Regions from separate parts of the Homo sapiens genome. Here region 2 is linked to region 1. Evidence: chromatin contacts called from ENCODE Hi-C or POLR2A ChIA-PET data. All regions are on one chromosome and are shown on one strand. Each heading gives the region's core, a stretch centred on a gene start or an enhancer-like site at or near the end of the contact. The rest is flanking DNA. Distances are from core to core; before and after follow the strand shown. Region 1 overlaps PELI2 (pellino E3 ubiquitin protein ligase family member 2). Region 2 overlaps LINC02284 (long intergenic non-protein coding RNA 2284).

Region 1 (2,990 bases), core at 275-2,774:
TGGGCACCAAGGGGTTTGGACATTTAAGGATAGACAACCCTATACTGTTGCTGTAGCGAAACATAACACACAGGAAAGCCCGCCGGGGGAGCATGCTGCTGAATGCATTGTGAGGGAATAGACTTTGATGTTCTTTTCACATGATTTGGGGTTTCCTCAATAGGTAGGTAGAAGGAAATAATACTTGTCTTTTAGATTTAGGACTTACTTATAGCTTTTTCAAAACATCATTAGTTCATGAACCAAGACTAAAAGACATGATTAGAAACAAAATAACTTAAATCAATTGTTGGAAATTCATATTTGGTGTTCAACTGTAATACTATTTTAATTTAACTCTACATTTTGGTAGCAAAACACATGAGTTAAGGAGCATTTTAATTTCAAAATTAACTGAGTCTTGAGAATCAGAATGAGTCTTGAAGTATAGCCCAGTTTTGCAAATCAGATTTTTAATTGAACTCACTATTGTTTAATTATGCTTGTCAGGTCTTGTCACTGTCACCAGCGGTGTGGAATTTAGGTACCTAATGCTGTGAGCTTTAGTCAGTAGCTTAAAACAGTGTCACTGCAAAGTAATGACACTACAGTGGGTTATAGAAATTATGCAGTTTTATTTTGTAGTCACATTTCACGTTGTTATGTGGTGGAATATATATCACATTTAAGCTAATAATATGATTTTATTTTTATCTGGGAAATACATGCCAGTACTACTCAGGAATTTGCTTAATCTGGCTTATATTTTGCAGAGATGTCATCTCTAAGCTTTCAAGGTAGCATTTAATGTTGCTTTATTTTTTAGTCAGCATTATAGAAAAGTAAATACAAAAAACTTCATGCAGTTGTTTATGTATTTGCTTTTTGTGTACCCATGAAATCATCTTTTATTTGGTTCAGATTTTACATTTGTGGGGCTCCTTGGCCAGGGAGTCAGGCAGAGGCTATTCAAGGTCAAGGGGAAAATACATGTGTGATTGTAGTGTTATTTGTTAAGGTTCTTTTCTGTTTTATGTTTTCTATCTTCTAAGCCAGTCGTGAAGTTACACTGTGTTCAATCTTGTTCTCTAGGTTCATTTCCAGGTTTATTATTAAAGTATATTAAACTTCTTGTTCAGCAAAGTGTGAGCTCCTGTTGTTGGATACTTGAGCAGCACTGTTATTTTGTAAAACACACATACTCATACCCAACAAGACATAGGCTGTTCTGTGCTGCAAGCACAGACACTCCTAAAGGCAGATATTTCACAGGATTTGTATCATTTTTGTCAAATTCTAACTCTCTTATTTGCAGTGACCGAGTTTTCATACATTTGATGATAGTTTTTGAATGAACATTGCTATGTGGTTATAAACTGATGGCAATGGCATTCATTTTAACTTAATTCAGAGACAAGAAAAGAGCAAAACTCTGTAGGCAAAGGCTGTGTTCAGAGTTCCATTGCTTTCAGGATTCATGTCATCAGGGCTCAGTGTTCTGGCTCCCCTGAAAAAGCTAATTCAGTTTCTTTACTTACCCCGCAGACAGTTGGCTGTGTGCCACGAGCTGTTGACAGTTACTGCTTCTCTTGAGGCTGATTAGCATGCAATGTTACACTGTCCCTAAGAATAATTTTGCTTACCTATATAATAATTCAAGAATTTAATCATTTCCAAACATGTCCTAAATTATTTAGTCCTTTGTCAGCATCTCAATTGAGTTCTAGAAGTTATTTTTTTTTAAACATTCACTGTGAGTGTAGTAGTGTGTTAAATACATTAAGGAAAGTGTTTCCAAACAGACTGTTGTTTCTAAAAATAGATTTCCTTGCATTCTTTTGTTACATTATAGTTGCATCTCTCATCTGAGGATAACAACAGTCCTGTGAGGCCAAAATGTTAGCTGTGTCTCCCCTTTTCATAGAGGAGGAAACGGAAACTGAGGCCAAGGTAGGGTAAGGATTTTGCCCAGATTCACGTAGCTGCCTGTGGTCTGCAGCCCAGCGCCCCTGCCCCCTCCACCTCCTGGCAGGCCTGTGGGCAGATCCTGTCTTCTGGGAGGGGAATGGGCATATAACCAGAACACAGAAGAGGATTATAGTGTCTAACCCACCATCATCAGGTGTGCAGAGACCATTAATCTCACAGAGGAGATTCGTATTCTGCTGTTGTAAGAGGAGGACTCCTCTGGCAGTGAGGGGAGGACTGCGTCCGGCTTGGCCAGGGGTCCACCAGAGGTCCCCCGTCTGCCACTTTCTGAGTGACAGCCAAGCCTGGGTCATTCTTTTCACCCCACTCACTGCATCAGGAAACTGTGTAGTTTTTGAGGTTTGCATTAAACAAACATTTGATACCCTTTCATTCTGCTCCACATTAAAAGCTAGACATACATTTCATTATAGGAAAAGCAAAAACATGTAATAGAAAAAGGCAGTTTATTTCTTATTTTCTAACCTTTGGGATTTTAAAATTTTGACAGTCATCTCTCTGTTCTCTCCTCTCTTGGCCCAACGTGCTGTCACTTCTCCGTGGTAGGATTGCCTTTCCCTTCTGCCTGCTCCATACAGTGTTATACTCACCAGCTCGCAGATCTGTTAGCAAATACTGTTTAGTCAGGCTCTTGCTCAGCCAGCTAATACAGAGCTACTATTTATGAAGGGTCATTCACCAGGGAAGCACTCTGCTAACTACTTTTCACATAGGACCTCCTGTAATTCCTCCAACCACCTCATTAAGTTGGGTATTCTAACTATTCCTATTTTATATATGAAAAAATTGAGGCATAATGAGGACACCTGCTCAACATCATGTAGCTAATACGTGATAAAGCTGGGGTTTGAGCCCTGTTTTGCTGGACTCCATAGCCAGTGGTCTACCAAAGAAGAGACTGATTTTGTCCCTTCCTTGGCCAGATTAGGTAGTTGTGATCTATCATTGTTTTCTGGCACATCTCCCTTCAAATAATGTAAACCTTTTCTAAAAAGTAGCTAGCAGCTTTTGCACCTAGAGAA
Region 2 (2,919 bases), core at 51-2,550, 120 kb after region 1:
GAGTAGCAGAGGTGGATGAAACATGCTATCTCTCCAGGTTCTTTGTGGTCTCTCCCCATAACTCACCTGGAGAGTGGCCCTGACACTGCAAAATGACCTTGGCCATAGCAATAGTAGACCCAAGTGGAGTGCTGTCCCTCACTCTTCACTAGTTATATCACGTTGTTCAGTTCTGGCGTAGCACATCGGGCAGTTCTTGCTCCTGCCTTTTGATCACGCACAAACACTTCCCCAAGACTGAACCCCTCCTCAAATTTCATTTCTCCCCACCTCAATAGAACTCGTAAAGCACTATTTGGTAATGTCGGTTTTCCAGGCTGTTTCTGGAAAGATGGAGAAGAGAATATATCAAACGCTGCACTACACAACACTTCATCAAAATCTCCACCTTAGTTGTCTCCTTCTCTCTTGTCCTCCCTGCCTCCCACCAGTTTTTCTCTTGATCTCTTTCCTCCTCTGATTATGTAGAATAATTTAGGTGTCCTCCCCCCTTCCAATTTGCATCCACCCACCTGAATCAATTTAACACCCCCATCTTCCTTCAGCAACTAGGGGATCTTCTTTGGGATCCTTCCTCCTTAGACATTAGGAGAGGATTGTAAAAATATATCCTTTCCCATCCCCACTCCACCTTGACACCAACTCCAACAGTGGGAGCAAAGAGGTTCTCTTTAGGGGAGAATATTTGCCTTTATGGAGCATGTGATCCACCCCTCTGTGATCCCCTTCTTTCTCCAAGCAAAATGAGACAGGCACAGCTGGGAGATAGAAATCTCCCTTCTATGTGGGGCTTATGAGGTTGACATGCATCCCCATCTTTCCTGTAGGAGAATGCACTTGCCCATGCAATATGGATACTTGGAGCCTTTGGGTCAGGGCAGGGGAGTGAGAGAGAGAGAGGTGGGGAGGTGGAGGGTTCACTTAGAGTGGAGTCTTCAAATGCTTTGAGAGGCTTAGAGCCACCCAAAGCTATGTCTCCCTCATCACCCTCGGGTTCACACTACCCCCGTACATAGACCCTCTCCTCAGCCACCCTCACTGGGGTTCTTGGCATGGCAGCCTGCCCCCCATGTTGAGTTATCCCAACAGCCACAAAGTGTTTAGAGCTTCTTCTGAGTCTCCTGCAGCAGCACAGAGTTTCATGACACAGCATGGAATGACTCAGCAAAGTCAAATGAGGGCAGAGAAGACAATCAGAGGGAATTACAACACTTTGAGTAGAATGATGAGAAAAGGCCCTTATTAAAGAGCACGCACGAAGTTCAGACTGCCAAACACTGTAGTGCCATCTGCCGGCTGAGGGCCCTCTTGCATAGGCCCCCATTCTTGAAGCTATTCTCCACGCCCCGAGCCATGGCCAGGATCTCTGAGACCACTGGAGATACTTTCGCTGTCTGTGTGACCTAGATTTCAAAAGAGGTCGTTCTATGAGTCTGTCATGCTCTAATGGAACCTCTCTCTGTCCTTGAGGAACTTGGATGATCTAAAACTCAGAGGGATCTAAAACTGTTGAAAGGCATTGAAGGTGTTGAAATGAAAGAAAGAAAATATACTAAACCTAGCAGCTAAAATATGTCCTTTGGATGTTTTGTATGTGCCTAAAATTCTTCAAGATACCATAAAATGGTCACCAACTACACTATTAATGTCATTGTGTAAATGATCATTGTCCTTCTCATGCCCCTAATTGTTAAAGACCACCAGCTGCAATCCAGCTCCTTGGTGGACAGGCATAACCGCGGACTTTGGATTACATCCCCTCTATTTCTTCTGCCCTATATTTATAGACATAAGTGATCCTTAAATTTGCTAATGAAGATGGATCCTAGTTTCAGTGAGATCAACGTTGCTGGCTGATTATTTATCAATACATTTTAACCAGGAATTGCTTCCAGAATCATAAAGGCAGCAGAAATCCAGGCATGTATTTGGAATTTGTCTTTAAATTCTAATACCTTTGTCTAAAGACTTTACTGCTACATCCATTTCTCTACTAGATGAGCAAAATACTTTTCCCTGGACACTAAGGTTAACTTCTGCTTTTTCATCTCCTAGAAGTGTTAGCCATTTGGACCTTTGTTTAACAGCTTCTTTGAAGCGTTATGCTCTGACAGCTTGCCTGATGGATGGAGCTGTCAGCATATCCCCAGTCCAGAGATGAGGAGGACATTACCTCACCTACCCACTCTATAAATCAGATGAATAAAAATTAGTACCAAGCTAGGCCCAGGGATCCTTTCTCATTTTAGTACTCTTTGTAGATTATAATCTTCAGAATGTGCTTCAGGAAAAAAAAAAAAAAGAAAAAGACTTTAATGTTGCTTTGCTCTAAAGAATTAGCATTGATTTACTCTACAAAATAACTGCTCATGGCTAAGATATTTGAAAAAATTAGTACTATGTGCACAAACCTGTCCTCTGTGACCTGCAATCATAACTTTAGGGGTTGGAGGTCTGATCTGAAGTGCAGAGAGGGAGATATTAGCAGAAATGTCAATACCCAAGGGGGACTGGGCAGAGTGGGCAGGGCAGAGATGAGATGCCAAAGTGAGGCAACCAGAGGCACTCAGGAGAGGTATCAAGGAGAAAAGAAAGCCTTTCCTCACCCATCAGAGACAATTACTTCTGTGGTTTCCAGGACGTTTCTTTACAGATCTACCTACATCTTTACATGTCGGTTTTCCCTGGTAGCCCCTGAACCCCTTGACGTTAGGAACTGAGACTCATTCATCTTTGTGTCCCCAGGTTCCCAGCCCTAGGTCCCATGGCCGGCATTCAGTGTAAGATCTATGAGTGAATGAATGGGATCAGGTACTTTAGCAAAATAACTAGGGTAACTCTGGATGAGAAGAGAACGACATAGTCTGGCAGAGGTATGTAGAAAAAAAATACCCAGAGTATGAATATGTAAAAAGGAAT

Evidence for each region. A loop is a pair of places that touch in the nucleus more often than their neighbours do. ChIA-PET counts read pairs that join two places held with the same protein, here RNA polymerase II (POLR2A). Pooled maps may share reads with other maps.
Region 2: a loop to region 1 is called in a map of K562, with 2.2 times the contacts of the local background. The contact joins two enhancer-like sites. A Hi-C loop is called at or near these places in 1 of 168 maps with a recorded cell type or tissue (K562), 6 of 37 single-sample maps with no recorded cell type and 6 of 50 pooled maps. POLR2A ChIA-PET finds 5 or more read pairs at or near these places in 1 of 52 experiments (activated naive CD4-positive, alpha-beta T cell).

Annotation. Positions count from the first base shown.
Region 1 is chr14:56,215,292-56,218,281 of GRCh38, forward strand. All of the region lies in intron 2 of PELI2 (pellino E3 ubiquitin protein ligase family member 2), which reads left to right. Among named protein-coding and RNA genes, the nearest start is that of LINC02284, 94 kb to the right of the region's middle. Within about 2 kb of position 1,525, at least 2 of the 41 ENCODE cell types and tissues checked have a DNase peak (open chromatin) inside an H3K27ac peak, as active enhancers do.
Region 2 is chr14:56,338,996-56,341,914 of GRCh38, forward strand. The region is part of intron 5 of LINC02284 (long intergenic non-protein coding RNA 2284); the gene reads left to right. Among named protein-coding and RNA genes, the nearest start is that of LINC02284, 29 kb to the left of the region's middle. Within about 2 kb of position 1,301, at least 5 of the 41 ENCODE cell types and tissues checked have a DNase peak (open chromatin) inside an H3K27ac peak, as active enhancers do.